Regions from separate parts of the Homo sapiens genome. Here region 1 is linked to region 2. Evidence: read pairs that join two places in POLR2A ChIA-PET (ENCODE). Cell type or tissue: PC-9. All regions are shown on one strand. Links, peaks and the distances in the headings refer to the core of each region. The heading gives the core; the rest is flanking DNA.

The links. ChIA-PET counts read pairs that join two places held together with the same protein. Peaks named below come from ENCODE experiments on the same cell type or tissue, not always from the same donor. Only the 100,000 strongest peaks of a DNase experiment are listed, where the experiment ranks them.
Region 1: POLR2A ChIA-PET joins it to region 2 with 11 read pairs; 1 of 35 experiments calls an interaction of 5 or more read pairs at or near these places.

Annotation. Positions count from the first base shown.
Region 1 is chr2:10,336,750-10,352,061 of GRCh38, reverse strand. All of the region lies in intron 1 of HPCAL1 (hippocalcin like 1), which reads right to left. Among named protein-coding and RNA genes, the nearest start is that of HPCAL1, 42 kb to the right of the region's middle. RefSeq lists an enhancer at 7,417-7,917. In PC-9, for the core only: no CTCF peak of the experiment used is centred there; no DNase peak of the experiment used is centred there; H3K27ac peaks cover 723 bases.
Region 2 is chr2:9,488,669-9,503,980 of GRCh38, reverse strand. It overlaps ADAM17 (ADAM metallopeptidase domain 17), which reads left to right. Exons shown (of 19, transcript NM_003183.6): 13 at 1,705-1,808; 14 at 6,733-6,867; 15 at 9,214-9,344; 16 at 10,156-10,234; 17 at 10,995-11,083; 18 at 12,830-12,880; 19 at 13,463-15,312. The coding sequence ends at 13,804. It overlaps IAH1 (isoamyl acetate hydrolyzing esterase 1 (putative)), which reads right to left. Exons shown (of 6, transcript NM_001039613.3): 6 at 14,239-15,312. Among named protein-coding and RNA genes, the nearest start is that of IAH1, 22 kb to the right of the region's middle. In PC-9, for the core only: no CTCF peak of the experiment used is centred there; a DNase peak (open chromatin) is centred at 6,700; H3K27ac peaks cover 436 bases.

The DNA.
Region 1 (15,312 bases), core at 3,474-7,473, 850 kb before region 2:
GTGTGGTGGTACGCACCTGTAATCCCAGCTACTTGGGAGGTTGAGGCATGAGAATCTCTTGAACCCAGGAGGTGGAGGTTGCAGTGAGCTGAGATCGCGCCACTGCACTCCAGCCTGGGCAAGAGTGAGACTCCGTCAAAAAAAAAAAAAGAAAGAAAGAAAGAAGGAAGGAAGGAAGGAACTCAATGGTGACACAACTGTGCAACCATCGCTTATCACCATGATCAATTTTGTAAAGAATCACTGCCCCCTTTTTCAGACAGGGAGAATTTTGCCCTTTATTTGTTTGTTTGTTTTATATTTGAGACAGGGTGTTGCTCTGTCACCCAGGCTGGAGTGCAGTGGCACGATCATGGCTCACTGCAACCTCAACCTCCTGGGCTCAAACAATCTTCCCACCTCAGCCTCCCAAGTAGCTGGGACCACAGGCACACACCACCACACCTGGCTAATTTTTTTCTTTTTAGTAGAGACAGAGGTCTCGCCATGTTGCCCAGGCTGATCTGGAACTCCTGAGCTCAAGCAGTCCTCCTGACTCAGCCTCCCAAAGTGCAATGATTATTGGCATGAGCCATGGCACCTGACCAGAACATTTTTATCTTCCCCAAAAGAAACCATGTACCCATTCACTGCCACTCCCCATTTCCCCTCAGCCTCCCAGTCCCAGCCCCAGGCAACAACTAATCTGCTTTCTGTCTCTACAGATTTGCCTATTCTGGACATTTCACATAGATGGAATCGTATTATATGTGGTCTTTTGTGACTGGCTTCATTCACTTAGCATATCTTTTCAAGGTTGGTCCATGTTGTAGCATGAATCTCAACTTCATTCCTTTTACTGCTCAGTGATATTCCATTGTATGGATAGACTACATTTTGTTTATCCATTCATCAGTTGATGGACATTTTGGTCATTTTCACTTTCTGGCTGCTGTGAATAATGCTGCTGTAAACATTTATGTGTAAGTTTTCATTTCTCTTTCATTCTTATATGCCTAGGAGTACAACTGCTAGGTCATATGGTAACTCTAGATTTAAGCTTTTGAGGAACTGCCAGGCTGTTTTCTGAAGAGGCTGCACCATTTTCATCCTACCAACAGCGTATGAGGGTTCCACCTTCTCCATTTCCTCATCTCCGCTGGAGTTTATAGGACTTTTTGATTCTAGCAGTCTTACTGGATATATCGCTGTTGTTTTCATGTGCATTTCCCTCGTGACTAATGATGTTGAGCATCTTGTCATGTGCTTCTTGGCCACTTGTATATCTTTGGAGAAACGTCTATTCAAGTCCCTTGCCCATTTTTTAACTGGGTTGTCTTGTATTATTGAGTTGTAAGAGTTCTTTATATATTCTAGATGCAAGTCTAGAATCTATACAATTCGCAAATATTTTCTCCTATTCTGTGAGCTGTCTCTTCACTTTCTTGACGGTATTCTTTGAGGCACAGGTGTTTTAAATTTTGGCTGGGTGTGGTGGCTTACTAGCACTTGGGAGGCTGAGGCAGATGGATCGCTTGAGCCCAGGAGTTCGAGACCAGCCAAGGCAATATGGTGAGATCCTGTCTCTACAAAAAATACAAAAATTAGCCAGGCATGGTGGCATGCACCTAATAGTCCCACCTACTCAGGAGGCTGAGGTGGGGGGATTGCTTGAGCCCAAGAAGCAGTAAGCCATGATCATGCCACTGCACTCCAGCCTGGGCAACAGAGCAAGACCCTGCCTCAAAAAAAAAAAAAAAAAAGGACATAGATTTTTAAAAGGCCAGAAGAAAGCAGACTTCATTAGCTGCTTCCCCTAATTGCCCCTGGACTATGGGGCATGCTCTGTCCCCTTCTGGGTGCATAGAGCATGTGGGAACCTTCGGGCAGGTGCACTCTGAGCCCACCAAGACTCAGTTACGTTTGTTTCCAAACCTGCTTATACCAGTAGTACTTATGTAATTACCAAAGTTAATTAAATTTTATGCAAACCCTCAGAAGAGGAATTAAAAGGAGTTGGTTTTATGAAACAGAGTTGAATGTTTGGGGGAAGATGGCTGTTCAATTAGGCATGAACAAAATAACTGTATAATATCAGTGGTATATGAAATCGGCAAGGATTTGGTGCTAGTTCCTACATTACTTGACAGAAACAGAAACTGAGAATCTCAGAAAATGCATTAACAGTGTGGATAGTGCAAAAAAGACATATCAGGACAGAAGCCAGTGGACCCATAATCCAAGAGAGGTCTTGGCCCTGTATCAAGAGATGGGGAATAAATGCATTTTTATATGAAAATGAAACGTTTTATGTCAAAACGAAATGCTCAATATGTCTATATCTTTTTTTTTTTTTTTTTTTTTTTTTTTTTTTTTTTTTGAGACAGAGTCTTGCTCTGTCACCCAGGCTGGAGTGCAGTGGCATGATCTCGGATCACTGCAAGCTCCGCCTCCCAGGTTCACGCCATTCTCCTGCCTCAGCCTCCTGAGTAGCTGGGACTACAGGTGCCCGCCACCACGCCCAGCTAATTTTTTGTATATTTAGTAGAGACAGGGTTTCACCGTGTTAGCCAGGATGGTCTCTCCTGACCTCATGATCCACCCGCCTCAGCCTCCCAAAGTGCTGCGATTACAGGTGTGAGCCACCGTGCCCGGCGTCTATATCATTTTTATGATCCCCTCTTTAATAATCTTTTTCAATTACCCAACTCCCTGCCAGGTCAGATAATACTGGAAAAGCAGGCTTCTTACAAGCACTCAAATAGAAGAGTGGCTACCTGGGCAGGGGTGACAAAATATTATTTTTTGTCTCCTTCTTACCTCTTAGTATGTTTGAGACGTTCTAATAAGTATGGATGACTTTTATGGTAGAGAACAAGTATGTAAAATTTATTTTTGAAGATTCAGATTCCATTACCGCCTGTTAATAAAGGGAAGAAATTTGGAAACGCTGCACTGCCGTGGCCAGCATTGTTAACTGCAGCCAAGAACATGCCCCTGTGCCACAAAGATAAACAAGCAGGAAATGTGCAAAAGGAACAACATAAAACAATAAGACCATCAGGCTCAAATGCGTGGCTACTTTAATTGAAAGCTAGTAAAACGCTGAAATAGATGCTGAATGTGATTGAATTCAGACAGGCCCTTTCCTGAGCTCTTTGGTTAAAGCTACTGGGCACCGTGAGAGGCAGACATACTTTTGGAAAGCCAGGCTGCTGGACTAAATGGGTTCAACGAACATCATACCAGACAAATCTGGATTTCCCAGGAGAAGGCCAGAATCCAGAGTTTTGTTTTGTTTCTTGAGACAGAGTCTCACTCTGTCGCTCAGGCTGGAGTGCAGTGGTGGGATCAGAGCCCATTGCAGCCTCAGACTCCTGGGCTCAAGTGATCTTCCCACCTCAGCCTCCCAAGTAGCTGGGACTGTAGATGCACATCACCCTGCCTGGCTAATTTATATATATATATATTTTTTTTTTTTTGTAGAGACAGGATCTTGCTATGCTACCCAGGCTGGGCAAATACTCCTGGGCTCAAGCGATCCCCCCACCTTGGTCTCCCAAAGCACTGGGATTACAGGTGTGAACCACCACAGCTGGCCCAGAGTTTTTTCTGTTGTTGTTTTTTGTTTTTTGAGATGGAGTCTTGCTCTGTCGTGCAGGCTGGAGTGCAGTGGAGCGATCTCGGCTCACTGCAACCTCCGCCTCTTGAGTTCAAGTGATTCTCCTGCCTCAGCCTCCCGAGTAGCTGGGATTACAGGTGTGTACCACCATGCCCAGCTAATTTTTGTATTTTTAGTAGAGATGAGGTTTCACCATGTTGGCAGGCTGGTCTTGAACTCCTGATCTTAGGTGAACTGCCCACCTTGGCCTCCCAAAGTGCTGGGATTACAGGCATGAGCCACTGTGCCCGGGCTGGCCCCTAGTATTTTTAAAGAAACACAATGTCACTGCTCTGATGTGTACAAAATAAGTGATTAAGAGGTCCGTCTCACTGACCCTAAATCCCTGCCCCCTTGAACTTGATCTTGCTTTTATATCCCCACCATGCTAGGCTTACAGTAGGTATCTAATCACTGTGTTAAAGCATGAACAAATGCAAGCTTAAGAGTGACTTATGAAGATACCAATCTTTCTCCTGTAAACCAGGGCTTCTGAAATGGTCCTTCTACAGCACTCCTCCCCTCCCCCATTCCCACGCTGCATTTTCTTATGTTTGAGACACAGTTTGCTAAACCCAACCTTGTCTGAATTAATGAGGACACAGAAGTGAAGGGTTTGGGGAGCTAAACATTAAACCGATTTGGCCCATACTCCGTGCCAGGCTTCATACTGGATCCCCGTGAAACACAGGAAGCCTCAGAAAATGCCCAACCCCGCCCCGCAGACACAGTGCCATGGGAAAGGCTGCTGCTGGAGTGTTTAAACCTGTGAGGAACAGCACCAGAAAGGCCCAGACAGCCAGAGCGGGGCCTGAAGGAAAAGCAGGGTGGGTGCTGAGGACAGACACCCACAGATCAGCTCCTGGGACCCCAGGGTGGCAGGAGGCACTTCCAAAGGAGAAGTAGTGGGTGTGGCCATTTTAAACCTCTTTCCTCCTCCCCACGCCCACCTTTGCCCCACCGTGGTCCACATCTGGGGCTGGAACTTAGGCGAAGTGACCATTATCAGGCGCTGGGGGGCACATTTTATACCATCAGGAAATTCCTGTGAGCCAAGTCAGTCCCAGCACATGGGCCTTCCCTGAAGGCCCTGCTCCCCATGAGACTCTGAGACAGGGCTCTGCCTGGTGTGGATGACAGGCTCAGAAAAGGGTGGGCCGGGGGCTGGGTGACCAAGCCAACGACGGAAGGAGCAAGTTGTTCTAAAGAACAGGCGCCCACCGTATGGGTCACGGATGCCAGGGAGGCAGACACTCCCTCTCACTGAGGCCGGCCTGTGTGTCAGGCTGAACTCCAGCACCTGCGGGGGGCGGGGGCGGTGCGGGGCTCTCTAGAGACTTCTGAAAGTGAATCCCAGTAATGTCAAACTCATCTATGAGCACTCTGCTCCTCTGAGGATGAAAACAGTTCGCACCACTCTGCAAACAAATATAAATCCCTTAGAAACTAATCTGGGTGGGTGGGTGGGGTGGTGGGGATGACAAGAGGAACAAATGTTTAAAATCTAACATCCTCCAGGGTGGTCCTGACCCCAGTTAGAAGGAGAGAGAAGGAAGAGGGTGGGGGGAGGGAGCCAGGGCCTGTCTGTGCTGGGGAGGGAGCAGTGGAGGAGCACAAAGACATGGAGAAGGAAGGGGAGGAAGGGGAGAGAAGTGAGAAGCTCTCACAGTCTCGTTTTTGTACTATCATGGTGAAAACACAGTACACTTCATTCTGTTTGATGATGCCAACGCCTGCTACTGGAAAACACTCTCCTTGCACATCATATCCATAAATAAATGCCAGTCCCGGGTCTGTGGGTCTCAGCCTGGTAGACCGGTTATGTCAACTGGACAGTGCTTTTAATGGACCATTTATAGCCTGACTGGCTCACAACAAAAATGCCTGCACGGAGACCTAGAGGGTTAAACATCTCTTTAAGACAGAACTGCCTCCCAATTGAAAGAGGAAAAAAGCCACAGAGGGGACTGGGGCCAGGCAGACAAAGTTAACATTTGAGGATGAGGGAGCACCTCCCCCAAGACTCCACAGCCAAGCCCTGAATGAGGCACGTGGGCTGTGATGGGGTCAGTCCCATTCCATCCCCTCCCAATTCTGGCATGAGGGCTTCTCCCACCATATCCCCAGAGCCTCGAGACAGAATACCAGGAGGCTCCCCATGGCCCCCACAACATCAGCAGTCACTGCTGCTCCCCAACTTTCTCCCCGTCACCCCCCCTCAAAGAAGGACATGAGTGCAGCTGTGCTAGTGTCCTACTGGGAGGCCACCAGCCCCTGATGGACCAAGGGGGGTCTGAGGACCCCAAGGCATTGCACATAAGTGTTTGCATGCATACACACACACACACAGCCTGGCTCTCTCACACATACACAGACACACACACCCCCAGGGCACACACTCAGACACACCCACACACTCACACTTCCACTTATTCCCACAATTGTTCTTCCTGGTTTGGATCAACAGACCATCTGTGTGCTTGTGTGACTTAGGAAATCTTCCAAAATACGGCAAAAGTTCGCAGTCCTTGCCCCTTTTGTGGTGGGGGAGGGGCGTCATAAATAGTTTTCTAGTTTCTTTATATTTTCTATTTTACAGTGAACATGCATGTATCACTTTTATATTCAGAAAAAGTTAAAACACAAAATTTTTAAAAGTTTTTCTGGATGGGTGCAGTGGCTTATGCCTATAATCCTAGCACTTTGGGAGGCTGAAGTGAGAGGATCGCTTAAGCCCAAGAGTTCGAGACCAGCCCAGGCAGCATAGCAAGACCCTGTCTCTACAAAAAATACAAAAATTAGCTGGGTGTGGTGGCTCACACCTGTAGTCCCAGCTTCTTGGGAGGCTGAGGTGGGAGAATCGCTTGGGCCTGGGAAGTCAAGGTTGCAGTAGGCCAAGATTGTGCCACCACTCCAGCCTGGGTGACAGCAAGACCCTGTCTCAAAAAAAAAAAAAAGTTTTTCTAGGACAAATAATAAATAGTACCACAGTAGGTCACATTCATCTCATCTTGACCCACACAACAGCACTGTGAAGTAGTGCTTCCATTTTACAAATGAAGAAACCCAGGATAAGGGAACTTGAAAGCCGCCCAAGGTCACCCAGCTAGCAAGTGGCAAAAACGCAGAGTACAGTATTATCACTCCTGGGAAAAAGGTTCCTCTAGTCTGTCCCAAAGACGGAGAGAGAGACACACACAGAGAGACAGAAAGAAAGAGACAGACAGACAGGCAGGCACAGAGATAGAGAGATTGAAACAGAGAGAGCAAGACAGACAGAAACAGAGACAGACACATACAGAGACAGAGACAGACACACAGAGAGAGGCAGAAAGAGACTGCAAGACAGGCACAGAGAGAGACAGAAAGAGAGAGAGAGAGAAACAGACACATAGAGAGAGGCAGAAAGAGACTGAAAGGCACAGAGAGAGAGACACACAGAAAAAGAGAGAGAGATGGACACATAGAGAGAGGCAGAAAGAGACTGAAAGGCACAGAGAGAGAGACACACAGAGAGAAAGAGAAACGGACACATAGAGAGAGGCAGAAAGAGACTGAAAGGCACAGAGAGAGACACACACAGAAAGAGAGAGACAGAGACAGACACAGAGAGAGAAGCAGAAAGAGACAGAAAGTCAGGCACAGAGAGAGACACACACAGAAAGAGGGAGAGAGAAACAGACACATAGAGACAGACAGACAGACACAGAGAAAGAGACAGAGACAGAGCAAGTCCTGGGAGGAAGGGAAGGGGGAGCAGAGTACTGTGGAGTGTGGGACGCCCGTCTTACTCATTTGATTATAAAATATTTCTGAGCTGCCAGATGGTATAATAGTGGCTGCAGATGCCCCGATAGCTTTTCTTCATTTCTTTGCACAGGGCTCCATTTCAGGGCCTGAAGAGTGATATCTAAGAAGCTATTCTGGAGTTCCATAAAGACAATCACTATACAACTATGGAATCGCCGCTTGGTGCATGCGCTTAACAGATGTGCACTGGTTCTGGCTTCCTGGATAAACGGGCCTTATGCTAATCGTGAGGCACCTAGCGGCACTTCGGGGCCCCCCTTGCTGGCACATGGCCTGCTCAGGCAGGGATGGGATCTGGGCTTGTTACGTAATTAATCCTTGGCTCAGGGCTGCTGCACACCCCACACAGACGCTGGTCGAAGTGATGCCTATGGGGAAAGCAAGCATCAAAGACCACGTCCCCAGGGTCCTCTGAGCCAGGAGCGGCCGAGACTTCGAGATCAAAGCTGTAGGGTTAATGAGTTCACTGCAGTCCTCAACCGTCTGCTTGTTTTGTTCTGGCTTTTTCGTGTTGTGTTTTGTTTAGTTTTTAATAAGGGAGTCTTCATCCCTGCTCCTTCGACAGCTCAGTAACCCAGTTAGAAAGCAACAGCTCTGTGCAGGATGCACCACACAGCCGCCGGTACTCCTGCCGGGTCTGAAGCCAGCGTTCTCTATATCCCAAGAGGTGCAGCCTCCCAGGAGGCATGGAGGCCCAAGCCTCACTCCAGAACTGCTTGCTTGGGAAGCGCACAGCCATGGGCCATGTGTTCATCCCTGAGGCCTGCCCCCTCTTCTCTTTCTGCCCTCATCTCTCCTCTCTCCCCTCAGCCCTGAGCCACGCCCAGCACAAGAGAACAGCAGAAAGACTTTCTATGCCATCTGCCACTGATCTAAAAGTCCCTTCGCAAGGATGAGTTTTGTTTCTGCTCTTAAAATTTAGCCTGGTTTCAGCCTGATCTCTTGGACTTGGCATTGGCCACGGTCAATCCAGTGTCTGCAGTCAAAGCAGTGGCAGCTTGCAAACCCATATAGTGGAGGTCCCACCTAAAGCCATGCCCACCCTAAAAATCCTCCAGACTTCAAGAAACCTCCAAGTTCAGAAGCAAAAGAAAGGAAGACCCAGGGAACAGCAGGAATCACTTGCATGGAAGTCTGTGGACAAACTAGGCTGGCTCACCTGCCTGCCTATGCAAACACCCACCTCCCACCCGGGAGTCCTGGAGGGAGATATGGTGCTATCAGTCCTTCACATGCTAGTGAGAATTAGCATCATCTTGCTCCTAGAAGAGAGTCATTACTCCGAGGATTGAGATCAGCCTTCTCAGCAGAGTGGCAGGGGAAGAGGAGATAAGTAATTTGAATGTGGTGTGTTTTATGGGGACGGGGCAGGCCTCCATGGTGTGCTAGAGGTCCAGGGTCCCAGGAGAGGGGTGATGGGGCTATTTACCAACTACCATGGAAGTTATTTTAATATTGTGACAGTGCACGGCTTGCCAGTGCATACCCACTGCACATCAGAGCTGCGGGCCCACTTGGAAACACACAGGGCCTGGAGCTGGGGAAGGACCCCTACTCTACACACACATCCAGAGGCACATTGAGTTTAAAACTTGCAACAGCTGGCAGGGCACTGATATCCCACACAGAAGACAGAAGCTTCAAACCAGCACTGGCCATCTCCAAAGCCAGGCCCCAGGGAGCAACATCCTGTCCAAAAAGGGGCCGGGGGAAGGCAGCGGGGAGAGGTACCAACTGCCACCCACAGGCCATAGCCTTGGTCTTCAGCCATGAGATGGACAGAAGAAGAGAATCCTCAGAGGCCGGCCAGAGCATCCTGCGTAGCTACTGGAGGGCAGCTGGCCCAACCGGGAACAGATTGTGCCTCTCTTTGCCCAGGAGTCCGGCTGGGTGACAAAACAAAACTCAACGAGAAAGAATGAGAGTCATGAGAGGGAGCTCAGAGCACAGTGCAAACACACGGGGTTCCTCCAGCCAGCACCTCTGCACATGCTGTTCCCTAGGCCTGGAATGCTTTCACCTCAATTTCCTCCCCTGCCAAAAGTCTGGCATCCTGCAAAGTCCAGCACAAGCCCCGCTCCCTGGGAGTCCCCTCCCACCCTCCCCCAGGCTGGGCTGATCAGTCCTCCTTGGAGCTACGTTGTTTCTGCACGCCTCCCTTTCAGGCTGCGCGCTGGAGGCACGGACTGCACATGTGGCTATATCCCAGGACCCAGACTGACTGGCCTCGCACAGAAGCAGGGCTGTGGCATTCCAGGGACACTTCCACAAAGAATGCAGTGTGCCCCTGGAGGCGGGCGAGGCAGGGTCCCCACCTCGGCCTGTTGCTTATTCAACAGGTTAATGATAACCACTCAGCAAGGAAAAATCTGTCTTAAATCCCACAAACGCTCCATCTAAATGAAACGGGGAGCAAAGCTTTATTATTATTATTATTATTTTTACAGACAAGGTCCACTCTGTCACCAGGCTGGAGCACAGCGGCACAATCAGAGCTCACTGTAGCCTCAACCTCCTGGGCTCAAGTCATCCTTCCAACTTAGCCTCCCAAGTAGCTGGGACTACAGGAGCACACCACCACCACATCTGGCTAATTTAAAAAAAAAAAAAAAACTTTATCTAGAGACAGAGTCTCACTATGTTGCCCAGGCTGGCCTCAAAGCAATCCTCAAGTGATCCTCCCACTTTAGCCTCCTAAAGTGCTGGGATTACACGTGTGAGCCAGCACGCCCAGCCCAGAGAAACTTTGAAATAAAGGACTTCTTCAACCCCAAACTTGTAGATCTTTTCAAAACATTTGAATTTTTCCCGTGGTAATCAGGAAGGTATTGCTTTTAAGACAGTCACATCTCTTGGGAAGCGTTGGACCCAGCCAATGCCCACTCTCCTGCCCCCTTCCACCCTCTCTCGGGCAGCCTTGCAACATAACCTAGGCAGGAGGGAATCCCTCCCCACTTTAGAAAGGCCCACGGCTCGTGTTTAGGTTTCTGAAGTCCTTCAGCAGCTTTCTTGTGTTGAGGGGAGAGTTTCTGCTTAAAGACCCCCGTCTCTTCCCCCAAAGCCCCCACCCATTGGTCATTCCTGAGCCTACTATAAAGAAGGCCCTCAGTACCTCCATGCATACATTTGTGCCACAATTTGTTGTTGTTGTTGTTGCTTTTAAGATAAGGTCTTGCTCTGTTGCCCAGGCTGGAGTGCAGTGGCGCAATCATGACTCACTGCAGCCTCGACTTCCTGGGCTCAGGTGATCCTCCCGCTTCAGTCTCCCGAGTACAGGCATGCACCACCGTGTCTGGCTAATTTTTGTATTTTTTTGTAGAGATGGGGTTTCACCGTGTTGCCCAGGATGGTTTTGTACTCCTGGGCTCAAATGATCCGCCCACCTCAGCCTCCCAAAGTGCTAGGATTACAGGCACCCCAGCACCCCAGCACTGCACCCCAGCCCACAGTTTCTATCATAAATCTAGACCCTTGAGTAGTCAACCTAGGCTTTAAGAAAAATCGCGAAGGACAGCCAATTTAAAGCATAACTCCACAGAAAACCTGCCTCCAGACACATGAAGGGAGGTTAGTTCAGTGGCCATCACATGTAATTTATTCTGATTTTATTACATATCCAATATAGTATCTAGAATTTATAATGATATTCTATGAGGAAGGGAAAAAAGTGAAATAATTTAACCCAGAGAAGAGGAGTTTGAGAGTTAATTTCATGAACTCGGCATGAAGCATGATTATAAGAGTGCTGTCTTACCCGGAGGGCAGTAACAGGACAGGGATTCAGGAACAGGGGAGGACAGGCCCCAGGCGTGGGCTGGCTGGAAGGGCAGGGATATGGGGGAACTGCGGGGCCCTGCAGCCTGGAGACTTTCTTCTCCAACAGTGCTTAGGGATAAGACTCAGTCTGAAAGGAAGCCCTGATGTCTGAAGTGAGAGTTTGAAAGCAAAGCTTTGAGAGCAGCAAGCTTGGGGTTGCGTCCCAGCTCTGCCGCTTACAGACTGCGTGGCCCTGGAAAGTTCAGTCCCCTCTGAGCCTGCATCCCCATGGTGCCAACAGGTATGACACCCCCTCCTGGGATGTTCCTGCGCCCTCCTACAGATGACCTCTCAAAGCTACCTATTCCTACTATCTGAGGGATATTCTGAGTCATCCAACGTTAAAGGCACATTAATAACTAGAACATTCCACCACCAGTCCCTGGAAAACATGTTTATCAAGATAGTGGCACAGTTCTTAGCAACAGGTCCTACAATACTGTGGCTACACCTTACATGGTTAGAAAGCAGCCTAGACACTGCACACCAAGAAGCTCCAGTAATCAGTGAAGGAAGCATTGATATCTTTCCCGTTCAAGAAAGGTAACTGGGATCAGAGATGTTAAGCCGCTTCTCCAAAGCCACACAGCTGGTTGAGGGGCTGAAGTGCACCCTTGGGTCTATGTCTTCCTTCCGCTTTGTTGTGGGGAGGAGCCGAGGCAGGGATGGGGGAAGGCGGTGCAGGCACACCCCACCACTGAGGCCAAATGTTGAAGGCTCATACTATGAGAAGCAAGGTGATATCACAGGACCACAGATTTTACCAGATCAACAAAACCAAGTGAAAGAACTCATCCCAATGTCATGAAGCCCAGACTAACCAAGAATCCCCTCCCCATACCCCTCACATACACACCTGTGATGCCCAGTAGGACCACAGGGAGAGTGCTGGCTCCGCTGGGCGCACGCAGGGGCTCAGGCCTCAACGCACAGGAACCCCAGGAGGCCCACAAGCCTGGGGCCTCCGTTTCGCCAGCCCTGTTGCTACGTCCTGCCGGGCATGAACATGGCGAGCTATCTCCGAATCTTGCTGTGTAATCTTACATGCTCTGAGCCTCAATTTCCCCATCTGTAAAGCACAAATAAGAGGACCTACCTCATAGGATTGTTGTTTTTTAAACTTTTTACTGTAAAAGAGTTCAAATATGGCTGGGCGCGGTGGCTCACGCCTGTAATCCCAACACTTTGGGAGGCCAAGGCAGGCAGATGACTTGAGGTCAGGAGTTGAAGACCAGCCTGGCCAACATAGTGAAACTCTGTCTCTACTAAAAATACAAAAAAATTAATCAGGCATGAAATCCCGTCTCTACTAAAAATACAAAAATTAGCCGGGCATGGTGGCATGTGCCTGTAATCCCAGCTACTGGGGAGGCTGAGGCAGAGAATTGCTTAAACCCGGGAGGCGGAGGTTGCAGTGAGCCGAGATCGCACCACTGCACTCCAGCCTGGGTGACAGGTCTCAAAAAAAAAAAAAAATTAGGTGGGCATGGTGGCGCCCACCTGTAATCCCAGCTACTCCAGAGGCTGAGGCAGGAGAATCACTTGAACCCGGGAGGTGGAGGTTGCAGTGAGCCGAGATCATGCCACTGCCCTCCAGTCTGGGTGACACAGCGAGACCCTATCTCAAAAAAAATTTTTTTTTCAAATATACATAAAACAGAGAGATGAGTATAATGAATGATGGGCACCCATTCCTCAGCTTCGTGCAAACAAGTCCTGGCATGTGTGTCTGTCTGTGCCCTCACTCCCATCCTGCTGCTTCCTGGCAAACACATGGCAGCCACACATCCCTCCATCTCCAGCCACCTCAGTGCCACAGGGCTGCTTTGAGAATTAAATGAGATAACAGGAGTAAAGCACTTAGTTACAGTAGCAGGCAGGCAGTAAGTACTCAATAAACATTAGCTTGTATTCCATGTGATTATCAAATTAATGACCAAACCCCACCACTGCACCATGCTTCTGGCTGCCTCCATCTCTGCTTTTTCCTCTATCAAGTGGAGGCGACGCCACCTCTCCTGGACACTTTGTGGATACGCCTCAAAGCTCTACGGAATCCATGGAGGTGAGCTCTCCGACCTGCACCCTCCACGCACGTGGTGTCAAGGGGTCTTGCCAAGCTGACTCTGGGTGCATGTGGGGTCTGCACCATAACTCAGGACTGTGGCTTACTGACTTCATACATACCTGGTCACCAACACAGCACTGGGCACAGAGTAGGTGGCTGAACAATCACAGGTCCCGCTCCGTGACACCTGCCCCAGCCAAGTGACCCACCAACTTCATCTCACGGAGTCTCATGCCAACCCTACGAAGTAGGAATGATCCCTACTTCACAGATGGGAAGACTGAGACTCAACGAGGTTATGCAATCTATTTGAACACCACACAGCTGATATCCAGGCCGCACTGATCCAAAGTTCACACCCCATTCTCTTATGTTGCCTCCCAATAATTTGTCAATTTGCTTTGTGTGTTTTTAAGGGGTACGATTCAGTGATTTTCAGTTTATTATTCACCAGGTCCTACAGCCACCACCACTATCTAATTCCAGAACGCTTTTCATTACCCCCAGAAGAAACCCCGTGCCCCTTAGGAGTCGCTTCCCATCCCTCCTCCCCACTCCCTGCAATCACGAATCTATTTTCTGTCTCTTTAGAATTGCCTATTCTGCACCGCTCATGTACACAGAATGATAGAATATGTGGTCTTCTAAATGCGCCACTTCTAAAAAAGTCACTCTCCTTCATAAACAGCCACCTCTCTGCAGTTCTGTTGACTAACAGGATTTATGGAGCTCCCCTGACTTTCTCTAAAAATAGTAAATCCCCTCCCCAAGTCCAGTGATAGTCAGTGATACCTAAATACAGACTAAGCCGGCGCAGCCATGGCCGACCCATCCTCAGAGGGCAGGCTCGGAGGTACTGCCGGGAACATTGACAGAGACCATTCCTAAGAACCAGCCTGCACCTCCTGGGGGACTGAGAAACCAGCCACTGAGGACTGTGAAAAACGGGGCACAAGAGCAGGAAGGGAAGGTGGGAAGGAAGGGGCTGGGGGAAGATCTTAGCCACAGCCTCCAAAGGCCAGAGTGGAGGAGAAAGAGCCCAGAACAGAGCAGGGCCAGGGTCTACGCCTCATCCCCAGCTGTGCAGCCCAGAGCACATTTCTCAGCCTCTCTGAGCCTCAGGCACCTTGTCAGTGGAGGAGTGGAGAAGCACCTGCAACCCCACAGGGAGGCTGTGAGAAGTAAATAAAACGTGGAAATAATTTGAAAACTACCAAGCTAGATATGCTGTTATAGTCACGGTGGGCAACCGGGGAGCCAGGGACTATTTCTACCTAATAATATTGTTCTTCTTTTTTAAATGGTCATCAGGATGAATAATTACCTATAATTCACAGCAAATGCAGTGACAGTTAAAACCTAGCTGACATAATAAATAGTAAATACTTTACAAATATGCATATTCCTAATGTAGCAATTCTACTTGTAAGAATACGTGAGGAGGCACGAAGACACGAAAGGAGGGGGAGGCAACTGCTCATCACAGCACGTGGTGAGTGGTCTTGGCTCAAAATCCTCCCTCCCTGGCCTCCCTATGGGAGGGGTCTACTTCTAACCCCGCCAACACTGGTTGGGCCCCAGGGTTTGCTTCAGCCAATGCAATGTGAGGGGAACTGACACGCACCACATAGCCATTCCCACGTCTGAGCAGAAGCTTTAAGAGGTATATTGTTCCTGCCGGGTCCAGTGGCTCACACCTGTAATCCCAGCACTTTGGGAGGCTGCGGTGGGAAGAACACTTGAGGCCAGGAGTTCAAGACCAGCCTGGGCAACATAACAAGGCCCCCATCTCTACGAAAAATATAAAAAGTAAAAATTACCCAGGTGTGGTGGTGCATACCTATAGTCTCAGCTACTTGGGAAGCTGAGGCAGGAGGACCACTTGTGCCCATGATTCCGGGGCTGCAGTGAGCTATGATAGCACCAGAGCACTGCAGCCTGGGTGCCACAGCAATATCCTGTCTCTAAAGAGGAAAAA
Region 2 (15,312 bases), core at 4,983-8,982:
GGGTTTTGCCATGTTGCCCAAGCTTGTTGTAAAGTCCTGGGCTCAAGTGATCCACCCTTCTAAGCCTCCTAAAGTGTGGAGATTCTAGGTATGAGGCACCATGCCTGGCCCAAATAATCTTTTATTTCTTTTTTTTTTTTTTTGAGACGGAGTCTTGCTCTGTCGCCCAGGCTGGAGTGCAGTGGCGTGATCTTGGCTCACTGCAACCTCCGCCTCCTGGGTTCAAGCCATTCCCCTGCCTCAGCCTCCCCAGTAGCTGGGATTACAGTGTGCACCACCACGCCCAGCTAATTTTTGTGTTTTTAGTAGAGATGGGGTTTCACCATGTTGGCCAGGCTGGTCTCGAACTCCTGACTTCGTGATCTGCCTGCCTCAGCCTCCCAAAGTGTTGGGATTACAGGCGTGAGCCACTGCTCCTGGCTGCCCAAAGAATCTTTTGGGCAACAGAGATAAGATTTAACAAGGGTATAAGATTTAACAAGGTTTTTTTATGGCTACATCCTAATAGCAAAATTTTGGAAACAATCAAAATGACAGTCTTGGGATATGAATGTTATCATGATTCTATATACTGGAATAGTGTGGAGGAAGTAGGTTACAAGTTAGAAAGTTACCCAGGTTTTCATTTTTTATATACACTGATAGACCAGTGCCTGGCTTAGAAGTAAAAGGGTTAAACTTCAGTTTTCTGGTGAATAATTGAGATTTAACTGGATACAGTGCATATTAACGCTGTAAATACTGATGGGGAGTAGAGTTCTGGCTGCCGAGTGTCTTAGCTATGGATTGCCTTGTGGCCCCACCTTGTCTTTTTTTTTTTTCCTTGTCTTTTTTTTTTTTTTTGAGAGAGTCTCGCCCTGTTGACCAGGCTGGAGTGCAGTGGCGCGATCTTGGCTCACCGCAACCTCTGCCTTCCAGGTTCAAGCTATTCTCCTGCCTTAGCCTCCCGAGTAGCTGGGATTACAGGCATGTAGCACCATGCCCGGCTAATTTTTTGTATCTTTAGTAGAGACGGAGTTTCACCATGTTGGCCAGGCTGGTCTCAAACCCCTAACCTCGTGGTCCACCTGCCTCATCTTTTTTTTTTTTTTTTTTTTTTTTGAGACAGAATTTCTCTCTTGTTGCCTAGGCTGGAGTGCAGTGGTGCGATCTCGGCTCACTGCAACCTCTGTCTCCGGGGTCCAGGCGATTCTCCTGCCTCAGCCTTCTAAGTAGCTGGGATTACAGGAGCGCACCACCACGCCCAGCTAATTTTTGTATTTTTAGTAGAGATGGGGTTTCACCATGTTGGCCAGGCTCATCTCGAACTCTCCTGACCTCAGGTGATCCACCCACCTCGGCCTCCCAAAGTGTTGGGTTGGGATTATAGGTGTGAGCCACCTCGCCCAGCCCATCTTGTCTTTTTTAAATTAATGCGTTAAATGAATGAAAACCAAGGGCACCAAGATGTTTCACAGGTGATTGCTGTGTTCCCATTCTTTTCTCCTATAGTGTGGCATTTATGTGACCTCACGCACATTAGGAAGGGACAAAGTGTGTGCAGGTAGCTCTAGCAGCGGAGATGTCTGATGATGTAGGAGTGGGTGACGGAGCCAGGAGGTCTTCCCCGGTGATCTTCAGGTCACTGTAACGTAACTGTAGCGTTTGATTTGATATGGGGCCATAATTTGAATTGCTCTGTTCCTGTCTGCTGTTCTTCTCCAGTGACAGGAACAGTCCTTGCTGTAAAAACTGTCAGTTTGAGACTGCCCAGAAGAAGTGCCAGGAGGCGATTAATGCTACTTGCAAAGGCGTGTCCTACTGCACAGGTTCGTGTTCTTGTTGCTTCCTTGGAATGCTGTGGGTCAAGTGTGTGTGTGTCTTTGAAAAACAAGATTATGTTTTGTTCAGATGAGAGACACCTTATTTTTAATCTCATATGCCGGGTTGAGTTTCTGGCACTCCTTAGTTTGTGACACTTGGCTTTGGTGGGTTTAAGACCTGTTTCTATTTCTCTTTCATTTCCATCACTCTCCTCTTTCTCCTCACAGACATCCACTCTACTGTGGTTAATATTTGCCTGGATATGTGTATATCCTTGAAAGATCATATAGTGTTATTTTGTGCATGTATGTGTTTTTAATGTGCCAAAATGATATTCTACCTTAAATTTACTTTTAAAAAATTCAGTATCATGTTTTAAAGAATTACCCATATTGTGCTACAGATAATATAACAAGGTTTTTAATGGCTACATCCTAATAGCAAAATTTTGGAAACAATCAAAATGACAATCTTGGGATAATGAATGTTATCATGAATCTATGCACTGGAATAGTGTGGAGGAAGCAGGATACAAGTTAGAAGGGTAACCAGTTTTTCTATATGTATCTATATGTATTTCACTGTTGGGGACACCTACATATTGTTTAGTTATATGATTGGCTGTGTTTTACTTACAAGTCACCAAGTGGTAGCTACTTCCATTGCCTTCATCCCCTTGATATTCCAGATAGGACACAGATCACATCCTCCTACGTCCCTTCAGGAACCTGTGTGTTTCTCTGGGTACTGAGGAGTGTCATTGTGTAGTCACAGAGGCAGGATGTGCTGGTCTCTAGAGCACCACTGCTAGGTTGCCTGTGTCTGAGGACTCCTTATCCTGACGTTCTGGCCAACGCTTGGAATTACCCTGCTGTCCTATTAGCATGATGAGTATAAAGTAATCTCTTGTTCTTACTTTTTTTTTTAACAGCCCTTGTCCTAATGCACTTACTTACATTTTTCTTGAGCATCTCTTTATATTTTTCAGCTATTCAGATTTCTCCTGTGAATAGCCAGTTCATATATTTGGTTCATTTTTTAAAAATTGGGTTTCATGTTATTTCACTACTGTGAATTTGGAGGAGTTCTTATGTAATCATCCATTTGGGCATACGTCTCCTATCTGTTGCCATTCTCAGAACAGAAATCTTTAACGTAATCAAATCCATCATTTTGTTGTGTGTGTGTATTTTTTAAACACATGGTTCAGAAAAGCCATGGCGGATGGTTAAAAAGATATTTTCCACAGCTGCTTCTATTAGCTTCATAAGTTGTCCTTTTACATTCAGGACTTGAATCTTTCTGGAGCTAACCTTTCCAGGTGTCCAGTATCTTTTGTTCGGTCAATTGTTGCTTTAAAAATTTCAAAGCTATGTTATTACTAGGTATATAAACGGACATATCTCTACATCTTTATCTGCTGTTCCTTACCAGTATATAATGTTCCTTTTTTACCCTTGCGATGTTTTTTGACTTAAATTGTCAAAAAGCAATATTCAGTTTGCTATTCTAGTTTTTTTGTTCCTCTGATATATCTATCTGTCCCATTCTTATATTTTTCAAAATTTGTCTCTCTTGGTTGGTTGGTTTGATTTTGTAATAGCTTTATTGATACATAATTCACACTCATGTAGTTTGCCCATTTAAAGTGTACAGTTTAATGATTTTTAGTATATTCAGATTTATGCAGTCATCACAATTAATTTTAGAACATTTACATTACTCCAGAAAGAAACCCTGTATCCTTTAGCTATGATCCTCCAATCCCCCCATTCCCCACAACTCAGAGCAACCACTAACCACCCTATTCTTTATGGAGTTGTCTGTTTTGAACATTTCATATAAATGGAATTATACAATATGGTTTCGTGACCACATATTGTATGACTGGCTTCTTTCACTGAACATAGCATTTTTAAGGTTCATGTATGTTGTAGCATGTATCAGTACTTCATGTACTTTTATTGCTGGGTAAATTCCATTGCATGGATATGCCACATTTTGTTTATTCATTCATTGGTTGATAGACATTTGGGTTGCTTCCACTTTTTTGCTATAACAAATAATGCTGCTGTGAACATTTATCTATGAGTTTTTGTGTGGACAGTTCCTTTGGATATTATTCAGGAATAGAATTTCTGGGTCATGTGGTAACTATGCTTAATCTTTTGAGGAGCTGTCAGACTGTTTTCCAAAATGGCTACACCATTTTACAGTCTCAGCAGCATTGTATGAGGGTCCCAGCTTCTCCATATCCTCACCAACACTTGTTATCTTTTTTATTGTAACTATCCTAGGTTTTGTGATAAGGATGCAAACAGAAAGCTGGAGGTCTTCAGGGACCTAGTGAATGAAGTTGTGTCCTATTTTGGCTTGATTTTGGTTTTCCGTGTGCATAGTATGACATGTTGCCCATGTTTTTATCTTTTGGGATCTGTCACTATCACATTACTTTGCCAAATGTTAGGAACCTGATGGCCCGGCACAGTGGCTCACACCTGTAATCCTAGCACTTTGGGAGGCCGAGGTGGGCAGATCACGAGATCAGGAGATCGAGACCATCCTGGCTAACACGGTGAAACCCTGTGTCTACTAAAAGATACAAAAAATTAGCTGGGCGTGGTGGCGGGCGCCTGTAGTCCCAGCTACTTGGGAGGCTGAGGCAGGAGAATGGCGTGAACCCGGGAGGCGGAGCTTGCAGTGAGCCGAGATCACGCCACTGCACTCCAGCCTGGGCAACAGAGCAAGACTCCATCTCAAAAAAAAACCAAAAAAACAAATGTTAGGAACCTGAATATCTAAATCAAGCTTTAAAGAAGCATTTGCTAGCTATGCTCAATGTTTCATCTTCACTGTAATAATAAAATAGATTGAGAAAAATGCTTTCTTTTAAATAAACGTAAGTAAAACAATTTGAAAACGTTTGTTCTTATCAAACAGCCTTTTGTTCCCTTGATATTTTATACAAAATAGTAGATAGCAGAGGATAAGTTCCTGATAAGGAATCAGTATTTTCTAGCAGGAAAAGCTAGAGAACAACAACCTCAAAAAAAAAAAAAAAAAAGAAGAAGAAAGAAAAAAAGCAATTAGCATTTCACAACCAGCAGCAGCAGCATCACCTGGGAGCTTATTAGAAATGGAAATTGTCAGTCCCCTCCCTGGATCTACTGCATCAAAAAATGTGGGAAGGGAGGCCAGCAGTCTGTGCTGTGTAACCTTCTGTCAGGTGATTTCCATGCATGCTAAACTTTGGGGACCATGCTAGATAGATGATACCATTTTCAGAATTATTTTCCTACCTGTCTAATACTCTGACTTTAGTCTTTTAAGAACAGATGCTCAACAGATATTTATTGAGCATTTTTTAATGTATCAGGGCAGTATCATATACCAAAAATACAATAATGATCCACAATATAAACCTTCCCTGAGCTCACTGGACATCATACTTTCAGTAATAGTTTGTTAAATGACTGTTGACATGATGAATGCCCAGTGCTCATGAAAGGTTTTATGAGAACCAGAGGCAAAGTGCCTGGTTATCTGTTGGGTACTTAATAAACCATCACTTTTGTTTGAAACTGGCCAGATTTTCTGTACATTTTGTGTTACTGCTCTGAAACCCTCTAAGTCAGAATTCTTTTGATTGGCTTCATTCTTCAGCTGAAAGGCCAGTCCAGAGCTGTGGATATATAGTCCATTGCTTTCATAAAGTGTTTTTTTTCTCCTCCTCTATTTGTGTTGACTTTTAGCTACTTGTGCTATTCATTTTCCAGAATGATTCACTCATTCCATCCTGTCTCTCCCAGTTTAACTTTCTTTGGTGGGTTTTCTTTGGCATTATTGGCCTGGGCACAGTGGCTCATGCCTATCATTCCAGCACTTGGAAGGCCAAGGTGGGAGGATCCCTTGAGCCCAGCAGTTTTACACCAGCATGGTCAACACAGGGAGATCTCGTCTCTCAAAAAAAAAGAAAGAAAATTAGCCAGGTATGGTGGCGTACGCCTGAAATCCTAGGTACTTGTGAGGCTGAGGCAGGAGGATTGCCGGAACCTAGGAGTTTGAGGCTGCAGTAAGCTATGATCACACCCCTGCCTTCCAGCCTGGGTGACAGACTGAGACCCTGTCTCAAAAGAAAAATAAAAAGAATAATTGATTTATTTAAGAAATATTTGTAGTATACCTATAATATGATAGGGATTGGAGATAACTTAATAGATTTGATCATTGCTGTCATGGGGCTTTCCAGTCTAGTAGAGGGAAAACAGAAAATAACATTAAATATATATATATAAATTGCAAAACATATGCAATGAAGGAGAGAAGGAGTGTGATAGTGCATAATGGAAGTGGGAGGCCACATCAACTTAGCATCCTCAGGGATATCTCAGAAAACCTTTGAGACAAAACTTAATCCATAAGAAAAGCCAGCTAATTGCCCCAAAAGAGTGGAAACACCAGCATTCCAGGTAGAAGGAATAGTATCTGTTAATATTGAAGGAACTGAATGGAGGTTGTCATAGCCAAAGCAGTGGGCTGTGGGAGAGTTGTGTGCGATGAAGTCAGGGCCAGATAGGGAAGGCCGTGGAGTTCTTTTAAGCCTTCATACAAAGTTTGCAATTTATTCTAAGTAATAGCACATAGGATATTCTTTTATATATGACTGTGAGATGCAGAAGTGGAGACCATGCATTCTAACTGGGGCTTGGGAGGCCAGGGACTCATGCAGCCTAGCCTGGCACATAGCCAGGCACTCCCATTTAAATGCTGATTGCTGGTGAGATGCAGGCTCTTGTCCTAGCTCTGTAGGTCACTTTTTGCTTTTGCAAGGTAAGATGCTCACTTGTATGAGAAACAGCGTATTATGCACCTGTAGAACTGGTGGACCTGTGACTCATTCTTTTTGTTATGACTGGTGTTTGCTTCCAGGTAATAGCAGTGAGTGCCCGCCTCCAGGAAATGCTGAAGATGACACTGTTTGCTTGGATCTTGGCAAGTGTAAGGATGGGAAATGCATCCCTTTCTGCGAGAGGGAACAGCAGCTGGAGTCCTGTGCATGTAATGGTGAGCAGTTTTATTCCCAGTCCAGCAGCAGGAGAAAACATGGCCTTTGTCTGCCAGGCTCCCTTCCTCCATTTGGAGGTTGTGCGAATGACAGCAGTGGTGAGATCCAAGCCGAGGATGAGGGGATGGGGAAGGGCAGGGTGGTGTCTGGAGACAGGCATCTCTGCATGCAGATCCACCATACCTGGGAGACCTATCCTGTTGGTGTTTCTTCTTGCTGCAGTTTCAGGCCATATGGCAGGCTTTGAGGTGGGAGAGGAGGGAATTTTGTTGGGGGTGAGTGGGTGGGTAGGTAGAGGTGTGTCCTAGCCTTCCTCTGCTCCATATCATACAAACCACAAAAGCAGCAGTAGCTATCTACATTACATTGGCATGGAACTAGGATACTCCTGCAACAACTCCACCAGAGAGAGCTGATTCCAGGACCTAACCCCACTAGATGAGGATTTTTGCAGTTATCAAGAAGGCTGGGTCTGCTCCCCTCTGATCTCTTAGAGCAGCCTGGGGCAGGAGCCTCTCTCCTGCTGGCCTGTCAGTTTTCCTTAGGTTTCTGTGCTATTTTGGAACCCCTGGGTTTGAGGGCATCCTCATGGACTGGTCAGGGACTGGCTGGACTCTGCTTCCCACCCCACTTAAACCATGGGAGTCGATGAGGGAGTTCTCTTGCTTTCAAAATAGACAGAGAGCCAGGTGTGGTGACTCACACCTGTAATCCCATCACTTTGGGAGGCCGAGGTGGGCAGATCACTTGAGGTCAGGAGTTTGAGAGCAGCTTGGTCAACATGGCAAAACGCTGTCTCTACTAAAAATAAAAAAAATTAGCCGGGTGTGGTAGCGTACACCTGTAATCCCAGCTGCTAGGGAGGCTGAGGCAGGAGAATTGCTTGAACCCAGGGGGCGGAGGTTGCTGTGAGCTGAGATTGCGCCGCTACACTCTAGCCTGGGCAACAGAGCGAGACTCCATTTCAAATAAATAAATAAATAAGTAAAAAATAAAATAAATAAAAGACAAAGAACCCGGTAGTTAAATAAAATCACTGGGTTGGAAGCTCACCATCCATACAGTGGAGTGAGGAACTCTTCCAAGTTCAATAATGTGTAGGTAAAGAAGATAGGTTGAGGGCAGTGTCTCACATCTATAATCCCAGCACTTTGGGAGGCCAAGGTGGGTGGATCACTTGAGCTCAGGAGTTGTTTGAGACCAGCCTGGGCAACATTGTGAAACCTCACCTCTTAAAAAAAAAAAAAAAAAAGGTAACACGTAGCAGATGCCAAATAAATCTGTTGTGTTGAATGCCAAGAGGCTTGGGGTGCTCTGGAAGGACAGAGCCCGACACAGTAAAAGTCCAAGAAATATTTTATAAATTAGTGAATGATGAAAAGGTTTTCTTTTTTTTTTTTTGAGATGGAGTCTCACTCTCGCCCAGGCTGGAGTGCAGTGGCGCGATCTCAGGTCACCGCAGCCTCCGCCTCCCGGGTTCAAGTGATTCTCGTGCCTCAGCCTCCTGAGTAGCTGGGACTACAGGCAAGCACCACCACATCTGGCTAATTTTTTTTATTTTTAGTAGAGATGGGGTCTTGCCATGTTGGCCAGGCTGTTCTCGAACTCCTGGCCTCAAGTGATCTGTCCGCCTTGGCCTCCCAAAGTGCTGGGATTACAAGCGAGAGCCACTGCTCCCGGCCTTTTCTGAAAAGGTTTTCTTTTTGCTTGTTTTTGTGTTCTAGTTGATTTCTTTTTCTCCTAAGTATGGTTTAATTTTCTGGCATTTCTGCCATTCTTATGTATGCCCACATGGCTCACAGATGCCCGGTGTTTTATCCTGTGACCTGTCAGAGCTGTTCTTGGGAGGAGTTGTGGAGCTTTGGCTGCAGGGCTCATGCTCCTGGGGTCACTGAGCTCCCCACCCAAGGGTGGACAGTTGTGTCCCAGCTGCTCTCGCTTTCAGGGAGCCAGTGTGGGCCCTGAGGGGCACACTTTAGACTGAAAAACCAAGGATTGAAGTCAGCAGGGTGACAAGAAAGTTGGGACAAAGGGAAGCATTTAGAAGAGCATTGTGAGGGGCTTGAAGGGGAGAGAATAGTTAGACTTTGAAGAGAGGTCTTGAATCTAGAATGGATTTTTCTCTGCATTTTTTTTTAAACCTTGTGGCCTCTGTCACTGAAGGCTGAGGAGTGTGACCTCAGAAACTACTCCTTGGTGGGGGCTATGGATAGTATTAGCTATTTAAATAAAAAATAAATGTGATTTCTTACCTCTTTGGGAGCATGGTCAGGGAGGAAAGAGGAGGCAGGAGGAGAGGCAGGTCTCAGAACAATCCAGCTGTCAATGCGTGTTCTCTGTTCCAGAAACTGACAACTCCTGCAAGGTGTGCTGCAGGGACCTTTCTGGCCGCTGTGTGCCCTATGTCGATGCTGAACAAAAGAACTTATTTTTGAGGAAAGGAAAGCCCTGTACAGTAGGATTTTGTGACATGAATGTGAGTATTTATGTACAGCTTTTTCTGTAACAGCCAGATAGGAAGTTTTTATTTTGTAAGTACTTGATTTTGCAGATGAAAACAAATCAAAACACAAGTGGGGCTACATCCTTCTGGCCCATTGTTATCTACGGGTATTACTTAGGAGGAGAAGACGGAGTGCTTTCAGGTCCCTGCCTGTAGTTTCCTTCTGTGGTGGGAGGCTTTGAGCCCAGAGACTGAGAAGGACTGGGGTGGGGACTTTATGGTAAAGTTGGTTGGTTTCAGGCAGTGGGTCCTAATTATGTTTTCCTAGATTACTTACAGAACTGACTAAGATTGCAAAATTATTCAGGGTGTGATTTTGAAACAGGTGCTGAATGAGTAGGAAAGACCTAGAAGGCTGCTTGACTTACTTAAGCCAGACCCTTTTGTTCTCTAGAGAAGCATAATTTTTCTCATGCAGAATGATGGGAGAGGGTTTTAAGATTTACGAGGCTTCACAGGGAGTCTGGCTGTGTTGTTCACTGTCCACTGTGTATGTGTAGAGTCCTTACTGGAATGCCTCATCTTTAGCAAACTGGTTTCCTTGATTTTTGTCTCCTGGTAATTCTAAATCACTTGTAAAAATGGAGTAATTATGAAAGTGTTAATGACAGATGTTCTACTTTCTTGGGTACTCATTACGCGGAAGTTATTGCCTTGTGTCAAAGATGGGAAAACGTTTGATTTTAATGAAGCCCTTTACATGTCAGTTATTTTTATAAAGCTACATTGCTTCTGAATACATTGTGTTTGGGAATGATGCTGTATGTATGTTTTTTCTTCATAGGGCAAATGTGAGAAACGAGTACAGGATGTAATTGAACGATTTTGGGATTTCATTGACCAGCTGAGCATCAATACTTTTGGTAGGTGATTTCCCCAGATTACTTACTGAGAGCTGAGTCAATTTCTGTGATGACATTAGAAAAGTGTGCTTTCAGAGTGATGTGCTTTAATTCTGCAGTAGAAGGTGGAACTATTCACAGCTTTAGTTATGAAACAACTTTGTTGGCTAGAATAAAATGAACTCATAGATAGTCTGTCCCCGTGGAGCTTGGATGCACAGATTTTCTGACAAGGGAAATAAAGTCAAAATACTGGCTTCCTTCTTTACCCAAAAATATCCATGTGATTAGCATAAGCATAGTTTAATGCTATAGACTGAATCCTGATTGATGTAAGAGTGTTTATTTGACTGAATGCTATATACTGAATCCTGCTTGATGTAAAAGTGAGCCTCATATTTTGCAGAAGCAGGGTATATCATGTTGTCACGAGTCCATAATTTAATCACAAAAATAATATCCAGGTAACAAAAACTTTGTCTTCTTAAGCATTTACTAGTAGTAGCATTCCATATTAATCTGTTGACACAGCTACTCCAGGTAACATGTTGAATATTCTGCAATCTCTTCCTGTCAGCCAGTATATGAGGGCTATTTCTTTAAAAGCACTTGGTATGGAGAGATGGTGTGGTGTAATACAGGCAGCACAGACATTCTGCTCTCGGTAGTATGTCTAGCCAGCAGCTCTGGCATTTGACACAATGGTAATATCCTAAGAGCATTTCACTTTAGATTTGTGAAGTACTTGGTCAAGACATTAACTGTTTGGAATTGTTCACAGGAAAGTTTTTAGCAGACAACATCGTTGGGTCTGTCCTGGTTTTCTCCTTGATATTTTGGATTCCTTTCAGCATTCTTGTCCATTGTGTGGTAAGTCATCAACTTTTAAGTAATTAAATGTTTTATTTAAATTTTGATCAACTCCAACCATGTAATCTCTGGAAAAGGTAAAACTTGTTCTTAGCAAAGTTTGGCCTGATATTTCCAATAGCTTTTTTTGTTGTTATTCCTAGGGGAACATGTCTTGTAGAAAGCTTAACTAATGGTCTTTTAAAAAAAATACTATTTTTGTGTGTTGGTGTTTTAATATATAAATTTCTTAGGAATTTTATACTTTTAAGCATAGGAGACTGTTTAACTGGATTTGTCCAGGTCCTTTGATGAGTAAAGCCCTTATTGAAGAGCATTTTCAGGCTGACTTCGTTGCAATAGAGCAAATATCAAACATCGGCATTTCAGATGTTCCCCATATATCATGTAGATTATTGGCAGCAGATGGCTATGTCTTCAGCCTTCTGCACAAATAGGATGTAGGGACTGGGGCCCAGCTGTCATATAGAGTATTTACATCTTCCCCAAAAAATAAGAGTAAGCAGTCTTTTCTGTTCTCATTCAGAATCAGTAACAGCTACAAGTTGAATTGGGCTTTGACTAAGGAACTCCTGGTCCTTTATAAATTTGAGGCCCTTTTTCATAAATGTTCTTACGAATCCATTCACTTGCATCTGTGGGGAATGGGGATTTGTCTGCTGTAGAGATGAGAAAGTCACACCCAGGCTTCCAGACTTGTTTTCCCAAACTCTTTCATAGTGGCCTTCCTATGAGCATTTAAAAATTCCAGCACAACTCTGATGACAAAGGAGTTTTTCCTACTGCCTCCTTCCTTTCCTTTCCTGCTGGCTTCTCCTGCCTAGGGGCCATCTCACAGAGCAGCTCTTCCTCAGGGTGGTGAGCATGATGGGTATAGGAAGATCTCTAGGGAGCACTTGTGCTGAAGAAAGCTGAAGGTGACGTGCTTGAAGCTTTGACAGATGTCTCTGGATGACAGTGCCATCCATCACGATTGCTTCTATTGGAGGATGGAACCTATTTTGTTTACAGGGAAGTTGCACATGTGGACAAGGCACGACCCTTGATTTCAGAGCAAAGCCTCCGATAGGAGGGAGGGCCATGGCTTGTTTTTGGTCATAGAATGCATTGATGGCACCCAGACAGGAAGCCTAGTCCTGGATTCTTGGTCCTTGCCCTCTGTCACCTATTATGCTTCAGCCACAGGCAGGGATGGGGCAGCAGATGGCCATGTGGTTAGCCTTCTGCAGAAGTAGGATGTAGGGATTGAGGCCCAGTTCCTCCAGCAGAGCATGGTCCACAGAAACTGTGGAGACAGCTAAGAGAGTGAGGCCATGGGCCGGGGCAGTGCGAAGAATGCTGCAGGCCCAGCCACCTGGGTCTTCCTACCAGTTGCCCTTCCAGTCAGTGCGGTCCTGGTGTACCCAGCATCTGGGACATTTGTCATTTCATGCACAGGAAGATGCCTTTATTATTCCCCTGCCCACAGAGGGATAAATTTCTCAGAAAACATAGCACTTAAACCTTGCCTCTTTCTGTACTTAACGCCAAAATGTATTTCCTTTGAGTGCAAAGGAAACACTTCTAGACTGGTGGCATAACTAAAGCTTGGGTGAGAAATGGATTGTCATCTGTTGAGCCTGCTATCACTTTCTACAACTCAGGTTCTAAGTTCTTCAGTTAGTGTTAGGAATAGCCTGTGATGAAATAGTACTCACTAACTGAATTGTATTTGTAGGGAATGACCTTCTTGCTGTTTCTTTCTAGGATAAGAAATTGGATAAACAGTATGAATCTCTGTCTCTGTTTCACCCCAGTGTAAGTATACCATATGAAAGAAACATAATCTTCGCCTGGTCTGAGGCCCTGTTAGGCAAAGACCTTCACCTGACCCAGCAAGAGCTTTCACTGGCTGATGGAAGGTCATGTTGCAGCAGGAAGGGTCTAGGTTGGAATGTTTACCCTTCTGACAACAGTGATGGTGAACTTCGATTAGTTGCATGGATGGACATTTAAAGAGCTGTGCTGTCCCCTTCCCAAGCCATAAGGAGTGATTTAGCCATTCAACACTTAGTTAATATTTTGAGTTCAATTTCTCTCTTGGGATCTTACCTTGAGAGGTTTGAATCCTCTTTTGGGTCTTCAAATGGTAAGTAAGTTTTCAGGATGCTTGAAAGCTAGTAATTACTGTTTTTGCCATTAAAAGTAATGGCATTAATTACTTTTGCACCAACCTAGTATTTTTTAGTCACTTAGGTTGAGTGAGCCTCACCTAGCACTTTTTTCTTAGCATCACAGTGCCAACAGAATAAGAGGCTGTTTGATGGGTAAGGGTGGAGCTGTGAGGACCTCCGATTCATCTTTTATTCCTATCAATCAATTGAACCCATGTCTTTGCAGAACGTCGAAATGCTGAGCAGCATGGATTCTGCATCGGTTCGCATTATCAAACCCTTTCCTGCGCCCCAGACTCCAGGCCGCCTGCAGCCTGCCCCTGTGATCCCTTCGGCGCCAGCAGCTCCAAAACTGGACCACCAGAGAATGGACACCATCCAGGAAGACCCCAGCACAGACTCACATATGGACGAGGATGGGTTTGAGAAGGACCCCTTCCCAAATAGCAGCACAGCTGCCAAGTCATTTGAGGATCTCACGGACCATCCGGTCACCAGAAGTGAAAAGGCTGCCTCCTTTAAACTGCAGCGTCAGAATCGTGTTGACAGCAAAGAAACAGAGTGCTAATTTAGTTCTCAGCTCTTCTGACTTAAGTGTGCAAAATATTTTTATAGATTTGACCTACAAATCAATCACAGCTTGTATTTTGTGAAGACTGGGAAGTGACTTAGCAGATGCTGGTCATGTGTTTGAACTTCCTGCAGGTAAACAGTTCTTGTGTGGTTTGGCCCTTCTCCTTTTGAAAAGGTAAGGTGAAGGTGAATCTAGCTTATTTTGAGGCTTTCAGGTTTTAGTTTTTAAAATATCTTTTGACCTGTGGTGCAAAAGCAGAAAATACAGCTGGATTGGGTTATGAATATTTACGTTTTTGTAAATTAATCTTTTATATTGATAACAGCACTGACTAGGGAAATGATCAGTTTTTTTTTATACACTGTAATGAACCGCTGAATATGAGGCATTTGGCATTTATTTGTGATGACAACTGGAATAGTTTTTTTTTTTTTTTTTTTTTTTTGCCTTCAACTAAAAACAAAGGAGATAAATCTAGTATACATTGTCTCTAAATTGTGGGTCTATTTCTAGTTATTACCCAGAGTTTTTATGTAGCAGGGAAAATATATATCTAAATTTAGAAATCATTTGGGTTAATATGGCTCTTCATAATTCTAAGACTAATGCTCTCTAGAAACCTAACCACCTACCTTACAGTGAGGGCTATACATGGTAGCCAGTTGAATTTATGGAATCTACCAACTGTTTAGGGCCCTGATTTGCTGGGCAGTTTTTCTGTATTTTATAAGTATCTTCATGTATCCCTGTTACTGATAGGGATACATGCTCTTAGAAAATTCACTATTGGCTGGGAGTGGTGGCTCATGCCTGTAATCCCAGCACTTGGAGAGGCTGAGGTTGCGCCACTACACTCCAGCCTGGGTGACAGAGTGAGACTCTGCCTCAAAAAAAAAAAAAAAAAAAAAAAATTCACTATCTACAAACCTAGAATATTTAAAATACAAAGATTGCCTGTTTTCAAACACTATTGAATAAGAGGGTGAGATATTTCTTAACAACAACAACAACAAAAAAAACAGGTTGTTTTGAATGTGATGAGCCAGCCAGGAGATAGAATACTACCTGCCCTTAGGGTTGGGGGCTGTCCCCACAAGACTTGATACTTCAGAAACCCTTTTTATTGACCCACAAGCAGATATTTGAATTACTTCTTACTTTATTGCTCCAGGATTCTGGATGGGCTGCATTTACTGTGTGAAGGATAAAAATCATTAGCCTGGATTCTGATTTCTATAAATTGCCATTAAAAGCTTTTTTTCCCCTAAGAACTGAAATGTGCTCACCAGCCAAAACATTTTAACTTGTAAATTTTGAGGGCAGTTAACCAAACCTGTGACTAATCATATCTCCTCCTACCCCCCATTTCCAAGGACATTTGTTACTCAGATACTTGTTATACTAATACTTGAACTTGTACCTTATGGTATTTGCTATCTTTTAACTAGTCATGATATTCTTATACTTTAGTTACACTTTTGGAATTTGATACAAGGTTGAGT